Regions from separate parts of the Homo sapiens genome. Here region 1 is linked to region 2. Evidence: read pairs that join two places in POLR2A ChIA-PET (ENCODE). Cell type or tissue: PC-9. All regions are shown on one strand. Region 1 has its middle 30 kb from the start of LINC02982. Region 2 overlaps CLPTM1L (CLPTM1 like).

Region 1 (4,000 bases), 370 kb before region 2:
GCACAGGCAGAACCAGCACGGTGCCTCCCCAGAGTCCGGTGACCTGAGGAGCTGCCAGGACGGCCAGACCCCAGTGAGTCAGTGACCACCAGGACGGCCAGGCACTCTCAGCAGCAGAATTCAGGCTGCATTCATTTTCTCCAAGGAGTGCAGTGTGGGTTCGGACAGTTTGAGCTCAAGCATTAGGGCTCTGTGGAGCAGGATCACAGCTAGTTATTGGGAAATCACCAAAAATGCATCGATACACAATTCTAGGTTCCAAACAAGAAGAGAAAGGACACTTTCGCTTTTAAAAGAAGGAAGATACAAAGCCTGGCAATGAACAGAAGTTTACAGAACAGAAAAATATGGGGTTAAAAACAGCCATTGGAGTCTTCCCAATTCTCATTCAGAGAGGGTGGCATGAAAGCCAACAGAAATCGATGTTGATAGGAAACAAGTGTCATCAGAGAAGGTAAGGGCATTCGCAGAGGGAATAATATTATTTGTGAACTGTCATGGCATGGCCGTTTTTAAACTTATCTTCACAGCATCTCTCCTCATAAGCAAGAGCATGAAGAGCACGGAGAATGTCTGTTTGGTGGCCGACAGCCATCACGGGGTCTCTACGTGCCGGCCAGTCCTCACCTCGTTTGCACGCGTTTATGAACTTAGCCCTCCCTCCGCACCATGAAGGGGCCCTTATCGTCCCGTTTCACAGGTGTGGAGACAGAGGCTCGAGGGGAGAAACAGCCCTGGCGGGCGAAGGCAGAGCTGAGCTTCCGAGAAGGGCCTCCTGTGTTCAGAAATTCCAAAGGAGAAGTAGAAGTTGTCCTGTGGGCAGGAGGGGAGGGAGAAACTCCCAGATGACAGGTGCGAGCCGCGGCCTCGTGCTGACATCTAGAACCGGATGATGGGAGCGAACCGCGGCCTCGTGCTGACGTGTAGAGTGGGAGGGACCCTGGCATCCAGGGGCTTCTTTCTTGGGGAAACACCAAGTATAGAAAGTCAACCATCGTTGTCTCTCACGTAGGATTAACTGTTGCTTTTCAGCTTTTTTACACTTATTTTTTGTTAAGCTATGTCACTACACTTTTTTTTCTGAAATAACGTTAGACTTATGGAAGAGTTGCCAAGATCGTCCAGGAGTCCCCGCCCCCTTCAGGCAGCTTCCTCCCGTGTCAGCACCTTGCATACCCGACCTTGACCACAAGGATTGAGGCTAAGAATTAACACGGGGCAATTAACTACACAGTAGCTTGATTCAGATTCCTCCAGTTTCTGGTAACATCCACCTCCTGCTTTAGAAACAACACTGAGTTCCATGAGCACGCAGGTGTCATCTCGCTGTAGGCTCCAGCCCACGGCAGGCCCCGTGTTTCCTTGCCTCCCATGGCCTTGCCACTTGGAAGAGCACTGGCTGGGTGTTTTGAAGAACAGCCCTCAGTTTGAGTTTGCTATTTTATCATGTCTGGATCGAAGTTATGTGTCTGTGCCAAGAAACTGGCAGAAGCCCCATACCCTGCTCAGCGTCCGCAGTAGTGACTCACGGGCCCTATGCTTTGCCTCATTATGGGTTGTTTTGGCCCTGGTCACCTGGTTCTGGTGGGATCTGCTGGCTTCCCCCACTGTAACGTTACTATTCTTCATTTGTAATTTATTTATTTGTATTTACTTATTTTGAGATGGGGTCTCTCTCTGTCCCTCAGGCTGGAGTGCGGTCGTGCAATTTTAGCTCACGGCAACCTCTACCTCCCGGGCTCAAGCAATCCACTCGCTCAGCCTCCCAAGTAGCTGGGACTACAGGTGTGTGCCACTGCGCCCAGGTAATTTTTGTATTTTTTTAGAGACAGGATTTCACCGTGTTGCCCAAGCTTCTCTCAAACTCCTGAGCTCAGATGATCTACCTGCCTTGGCCTCTCAGGGAAGATACTTTGAGACTACAAGAGTATCCTATTTCTCCTCAAAGTCTTTTCTGCTAATTTTAGCATGGGTTGGTGGGTTTTGTCTGCAACAATTACTACTGTGGTGTTCTGAGATGATTTGTTTCCTCACTACTCTGCTGGAATTCCTCTGAAGGAAGGACCGCCCTCCCCTCACTGATTTATTCAATCACTCGTGTGCCTTCATGTGGACTTGTGCATATTTATGCTTTGGATGATCATCCCACACTGTCATTATTTACTTAGTTGCTAAAATTTACCCAGCTCTGGCCACTGGGCTTTTCCAGGCGGGCCCTTGGGACCCTCCCATCCTTCGGGAGCACTTTCTCGCTTTCCAGCATAACCCCAGGCTGCCCCGGTTTTTCCCCCAGCCCTGGAATCCATCATTTCTCCAAGGAACCCTGCTCTTTTTACTGGAGAATGAGCTTTAGAGACCAAGGTCAGGGCACTAACTGTGCTCATTGCTGCTGGGGTGTCGCTGAGCAAAGAGAAATGTGAATAGCAAATTAGCCTATAATTATTAATAATTATTTATTGATGGGTAAATAAAGGAATGAATGAAGGAGGAATTATTCAAAATACTCAAAAGATGGATGTTGAGTACGACACTTCCTCCTTGTAAGAAATAATTTAAATGTAAATGAACACGTATCTAACTTACAGCAGGGGCTATGCCTCTTGGTGTTTTCCTGTGTGTACATCGCTGTGACACATGAAAAACGGAGAGACACCCAGAGGCAATGAGAAATGCTGAACGACGCAAAGCAAAACAAAAGCAAACATTTAAAACAAACTTCTAAGTTTACAAGAAAGAAAGAACAGACTTCGAAAAAATACCCACCTGTCGATAAAATGAGATAAATTGACCATAGATGAACCTGCTCATCAACCAGTCTGGGATCCATATTTACATTATTTCTGTGATGCCAGAACTACCAGGTAAAAAGACAAACAAACAGAAACGGTCCCAGGCTGGTGACAAGCCAAGACTGCCTAAACCAGGGCCACCTGCTCTGAAGGGGGACTCCCCCACCTGCCTCCTGAGATTCCCACGGTCAGAGTTCCCCCAAAGACGATCCTACAGTCCTAGTGACGAAACACCCAGGGAAGCCAGCCCCAGGAGTGAGAGCTGCCAGAGGCCGCCTGTGCCCAGACACGAGCCCCAGAGTTAATCTATAGTGACCATCTTTAAAGTTATCAACTGTAGAAGAAGGGTTCAAAATCAAAGGAAAACATGGGACACCATGAAAAATACGAAGAGTTTTAAAAGAATAAAATAAAGCCTCTAAAAATGAAGTGTAGAGCTATTGAAATTTCTTTTTTTCTTTGAGTGGCTGAAGGGGGTAGTTCCCTTTCTCTGTGGGTTTTCAGCAGTTTCCCTGTGATTTTCAATAGGAAAAGCAACAGATTCAGCATAGCTGAAAGATTTCCCCTACAAAATAGCCCACAATGTCCACACAGAGAGTGAAGGAGGTGCGGACAAATGGGAGATGAAGACACACAGAGGAGAGAATGAAAAGCTTCCACTGGTTGTTAACAGGATTCACAGGGGAACAGGAAATCAAATGTTACGGGCTGGCAATAATAGAACAAGACAGATAAACTCACATCCAGACACATTGCAATGAAACCATAAAACACAGAAGACTGAGATCTTTAAAGCAAAAAACAATTGCTTTAAGCCACGTTAACTACAAAGGGGCATTTGAACGATGGAGGCTTCCCAAGAGCAGAAGCAGGACAGAGACGCAAAGTCCCTTCCACACAGTGGGGGAATGGCAGTCAGCCTCAAATTCGACACCCGGTTTGTGGGGTGAGAGGTTTTTCTCATTATCTTGATTATGATAATGGCTTCATGGGTTTATATCTATATTTCAAAACCTACCAAATTGTAGCCTTTCAATATAATCATTTTTGTATGCCAGTTGTTCCTGCATAAGGCTATAAAAAAAAAAAAAAGAAGAAGAAGAAAAGAAAGACAAACCCTAACAGACAGGCTTCACAGCGGATTAGACACAATTGAAGAGGAGACTGGGAAGCCAGACCATGAGGCAGTGGAAAATATCCAGACAGAAGAA
Region 2 (4,000 bases):
GGCCCCCAGGCAGCCAGGGCCACCTGCTTGGGCGTCTTTTCCATGCGAGAAAAACAACTTGTTCGGGTCTGATACTGGAGCCAAATGCTCCTCACTCCTAACCAACAGGACACACCCACTCCTCGTCCTCACACCCATCAACCACTCGCCCCTGTCCAGACCGCCGCTCCCCACCCCACTGTGACAACCTCCACCCCTGCAAGGTCAGGAGGACCCCTCACTCACTTGGGCCCCTTAAACCACGGCAGGCACCCTTGGCCAGGAACACTGGTCCCAGATCTTGGCAGGCCTCCTGCCTGGGCTGCCTGGCCTCAGGGGTCCCTGACTGCCCTACCTAACAGCTGCACACTGCCTGTCACTGCTGGGCACAGCACCACGGGCCTATTAACTGCCATCACCTGGCAGGCCCCACACGCCCAGGCCTGCGCTGGTCGGGGAAGGAACACCGGCGGGAGGACGGGGCGAGGGAACCAAGACAGGGGATGTGAGGCCCCAGCCCTGCTCAGCGCCCATGAGCAGCCGGGAAGGCTCGAGAGGTCCATGCATCTCACTCTCCACAGCCCAGACCCAGACCCCATGCACGCCAGAGTCCGCAGCCAGGCCCTGAGCTGTGCAGCCGCTGGAGGCCCTGAGCCGTGCAGCCTCTGATGGTCCCACCACAATTGCCGCAACGGCTCCCTGGGCTTTACGGTGCCTGGTCTCAGAGGCTTCTCAAGAGCCAAGCACACACCCGGGGCTGTGTCTGCAGCCAGCAGTGAGGCAGGCAGCCCTCTACCGCAGGCTCCAGTGAGCTCCCTGGGGCAGAGTATCTGAGCAGGGCCACGCTCGGGGGGCCTACCTGCCTTGGTGGACATGCCGATCATGCTCTTCTTCTTCTTCCAGAAACTGATGTCATTTTTAAAGGCCAGGAAATCAAAGAGAAGCTAGAGAGAACACACACGACAGCAACTCACATCTCCTGCTGTTTCCATCTCCTGTGAGACAGAGATAGAGGCTTCGTGTGTGACCGTGAGACTGCAGGTGTACTCAGCCTCAGGATGCATCAGGATAAGTGTCTACACTCGGGACCCATGCCTCTACGCGCCTGGCCTGCCATGTCAGAACCTAGAGTGCCCAGGCGGGCTTTGCAGGGGCACTTCTGAAATAATACGTACCTTTGACTTGAACTGCTGGAAAGGCCCCCAGGCAATTGGAGGCTCTGGATTCCCCTGGATCATGGGCCTGGCTGGGCACCCCTGCTCTCGGGTTGTGCCCACTCAGGGCAGCCTCATCTCTCAACTGTGCTAAAAACGCAAGGGCTGGGCATGGTGGCCCATGCCTGTGATCCCAGCTACTGCAAGGCCAAGGCCAAAGGACCACCTAAGCCCAGGGGTTTGAGACCAGCCTGGGCAACGTACTGAGACCTGTCTCCAAAAAAAACTTAAAAAAACCTAACCATGCATGATCTCATCCTTAGAGACACTGACCTTTTAATAAAAATCGTTTAATTCTCTAGTACGGCTTTGGAAAGTTTTAGCTTGACTGGCAGCCAAACTCCCAGGCACTCAGAACCAGTGCCGGCCGCACTCCTGGGTGCCGCCTAACCACAGGCCAGCCTAACAGCCACAAGGATGGCTCTCCCTAGCAGCTCAGCTCCACGAACAACAGTAAGAGCACAGCAGCCTTGCTTTACCCATGGTTTACTGTCCATGGTTTCGGTTAGCACGGAGCAGTGCGATGAGACAGATATTCTGAGAGTGAGACCACACCCACGTAACTTTATCACACTGTCCTGTCCTGTTTCTGTTACCAGTTATTGTGGGTAATCTCTTACTGTGCTTAACTTATAAATTGAACTTTATCAAAACCATTACATAATACATATATTCATTCATTACGTTATTTGATACACATATTCAGACATCCAATGAGGGTCTTTGAACACACCCCCTGAGGATGAGGGACTACTGTATAACACCAGATGAGGATAAGGGGCGGACTACTGTATATACACTGGATGAGAACAAGGGGGGACTACTGTATACACACGGGATGAGGATAAGGGGGGAATACTGTAGACACACCGGATAAGGGGGGACTACTGTATACACACCGGATGAGGATAAGGGGGGACTACTGTATACACACCGGATGAGGATAAGGGGGGACTACTGTAGACACACCGGATAAGGGGGGACTACTGTATACACACCGGATGAGGATAAGGGGGGACTACTGTATACACACCGGATGAGGATAAGGGGGGACTACTGTAGACACACCGGATAAGGGGGGACTACTGTATACACACCAGATAAGGGGGGACTACTGTATACACACCAGATGAGGATAAGGGGAGACTACTGTATACACACGGGATGAGGATGAGGGACTATTGTATACACACCACATGAGGATAAGGGGGGACTACTGTATACACACCAGATGAGGATAAGGGGGGACTACTGTATACACACACGGGATGAGGATAAGGGGGGACTACTGTATACACATTGGATGAGGATAAGGGGGGACTATTGTATACACACCAGATGAGGATAAGGGGGGACTACTGTATACACACCAGATGAGGATAAGGGGGGACTACTGTATACACACCGGATGAGGATAAGGGGAGACTACTGTATACACACGGGATGAGGATGAGGGACTATTGTATACACACCAGATGAGGATAAGGGGGACTACTGTATACACACCGGCTGAGGATAAGGGGGGACTACTGTAGACACACCGCAAGAGGATAAGGGGGGACTACTGTATACACACCGGATGAGGATAAGGGGGGACTACTGTATACACACCGGATGAGGATAAGGGGGGACTACTGTATACACATCGGGTAAGGGGGAACTACTGTATACACACAGGACTGACTTTTTACATTTAAAAATCAGTGTGTTAGAATTTATACAAGAGAACTACTTTCTGCTAGAGGCTGCCCAGCTCCGCCCCTGGCTCTGCATGGGGTCGGGGCCTGGGCAGGGGAGAGTGAGATGCCTGCACCTATTCATCTCATTGGTGTGGACACTGCTCAGAGTACCCTGGATCCTTTTCAAAACCGCCCCCAAAGCCAGCACAGCCCAAGTCGCCAAGGCTGTGGACGGAGCTTTATGGTCCCTCCCTTTTCAGAACTGGGAGAAACCGCCCACTGGGACAATGGTCGCCTGGTGTCAGGCGTGCTGGCTGCTGAGTGATGGGAGTGGACACTTGAGGGCCACAGGGCTGGACGGCGCCCACAAACCCCAGGTCCAGGACCCCTGCAGGAGGCCCGGGGCCCAGGGAGCCCCCCAAGTGCCTGCGGCAAGCCCCCCGGTGGATGACTCACATGGAACGCTGCGACAAAGAAGGTCAGCGCCAGGAAGTATAAGTTGGTATCTACAAAAATTCCTTTCACCTCATCAGCATCTTTCTCTGAAAACCCTGTCAAGGAAAAAAAAACATACAATATAAAACAGGCAATGTCAATCTTACCTAACATTACAAATACAGTTTTCAATATAAAAATTTAGGCCGGGCGCAGTGGCTCATGCCTGTAAACCCAGCACTTTGGGAATCTCAGGCAGGCAGATCACTTGAAGTCAGGAGTTCAAGACCAGCCTGGTAAACATGGTGAAACTCCATCTCTACTAAAAATACAAAAATTAGCTGGGCGTGGGGGCACGCGCCTGTAATCCTAGCTACTGGGGGGACTGAGGAACGAGAATCGCTTGAATCCGGGGGGCGGAGGCTGCAGTAACCAGAGATTGTGCCACTGCACTCCAGCCTGGGCAACAGAGCGAGACTCTGTCTCAAAACAAACAAACAAACAAACAAACAAACAATAAAAATAAATCTCATCAACAGTTAAGGTTCATTTGACCAAACTCATGGCATTTCACATATTATGTTCTTAATAAAGCCAATTTCCAGACAATCAACCAGGTCATCTCCAAGGAGAGAAGTGAGGCAGGCGCTGCTAGCCTCTGATTCAACGTCTGTGCAAGGATCTGCAGCAGGA

Evidence for each region. ChIA-PET counts read pairs that join two places held together with the same protein. Peaks named below come from ENCODE experiments on the same cell type or tissue, not always from the same donor. Only the 100,000 strongest peaks of a DNase experiment are listed, where the experiment ranks them.
Region 1: POLR2A ChIA-PET joins it to region 2 with 6 read pairs; 2 of 35 experiments call an interaction of 5 or more read pairs at or near these places.

The regions. Positions count from the first base shown.
Region 1 is chr5:965,005-969,004 of GRCh38, forward strand. No RefSeq gene overlaps it. Among named protein-coding and RNA genes, the nearest start is that of LINC02982, 30 kb to the right of the region's middle. RefSeq lists an enhancer at 332-833. In PC-9, no CTCF peak of the experiment used is centred here; no DNase peak of the experiment used is centred here; H3K27me3 peaks cover 4,000 bases.
Region 2 is chr5:1,330,961-1,334,960 of GRCh38, forward strand. CLPTM1L (CLPTM1 like) reads right to left here. Exons shown (of 17, transcript NM_030782.5): 7 at 3,329-3,423; 8 at 839-923. Among named protein-coding and RNA genes, the nearest start is that of CLPTM1L, 12 kb to the right of the region's middle. In PC-9, no CTCF peak of the experiment used is centred here; a DNase peak (open chromatin) is centred at 1,831.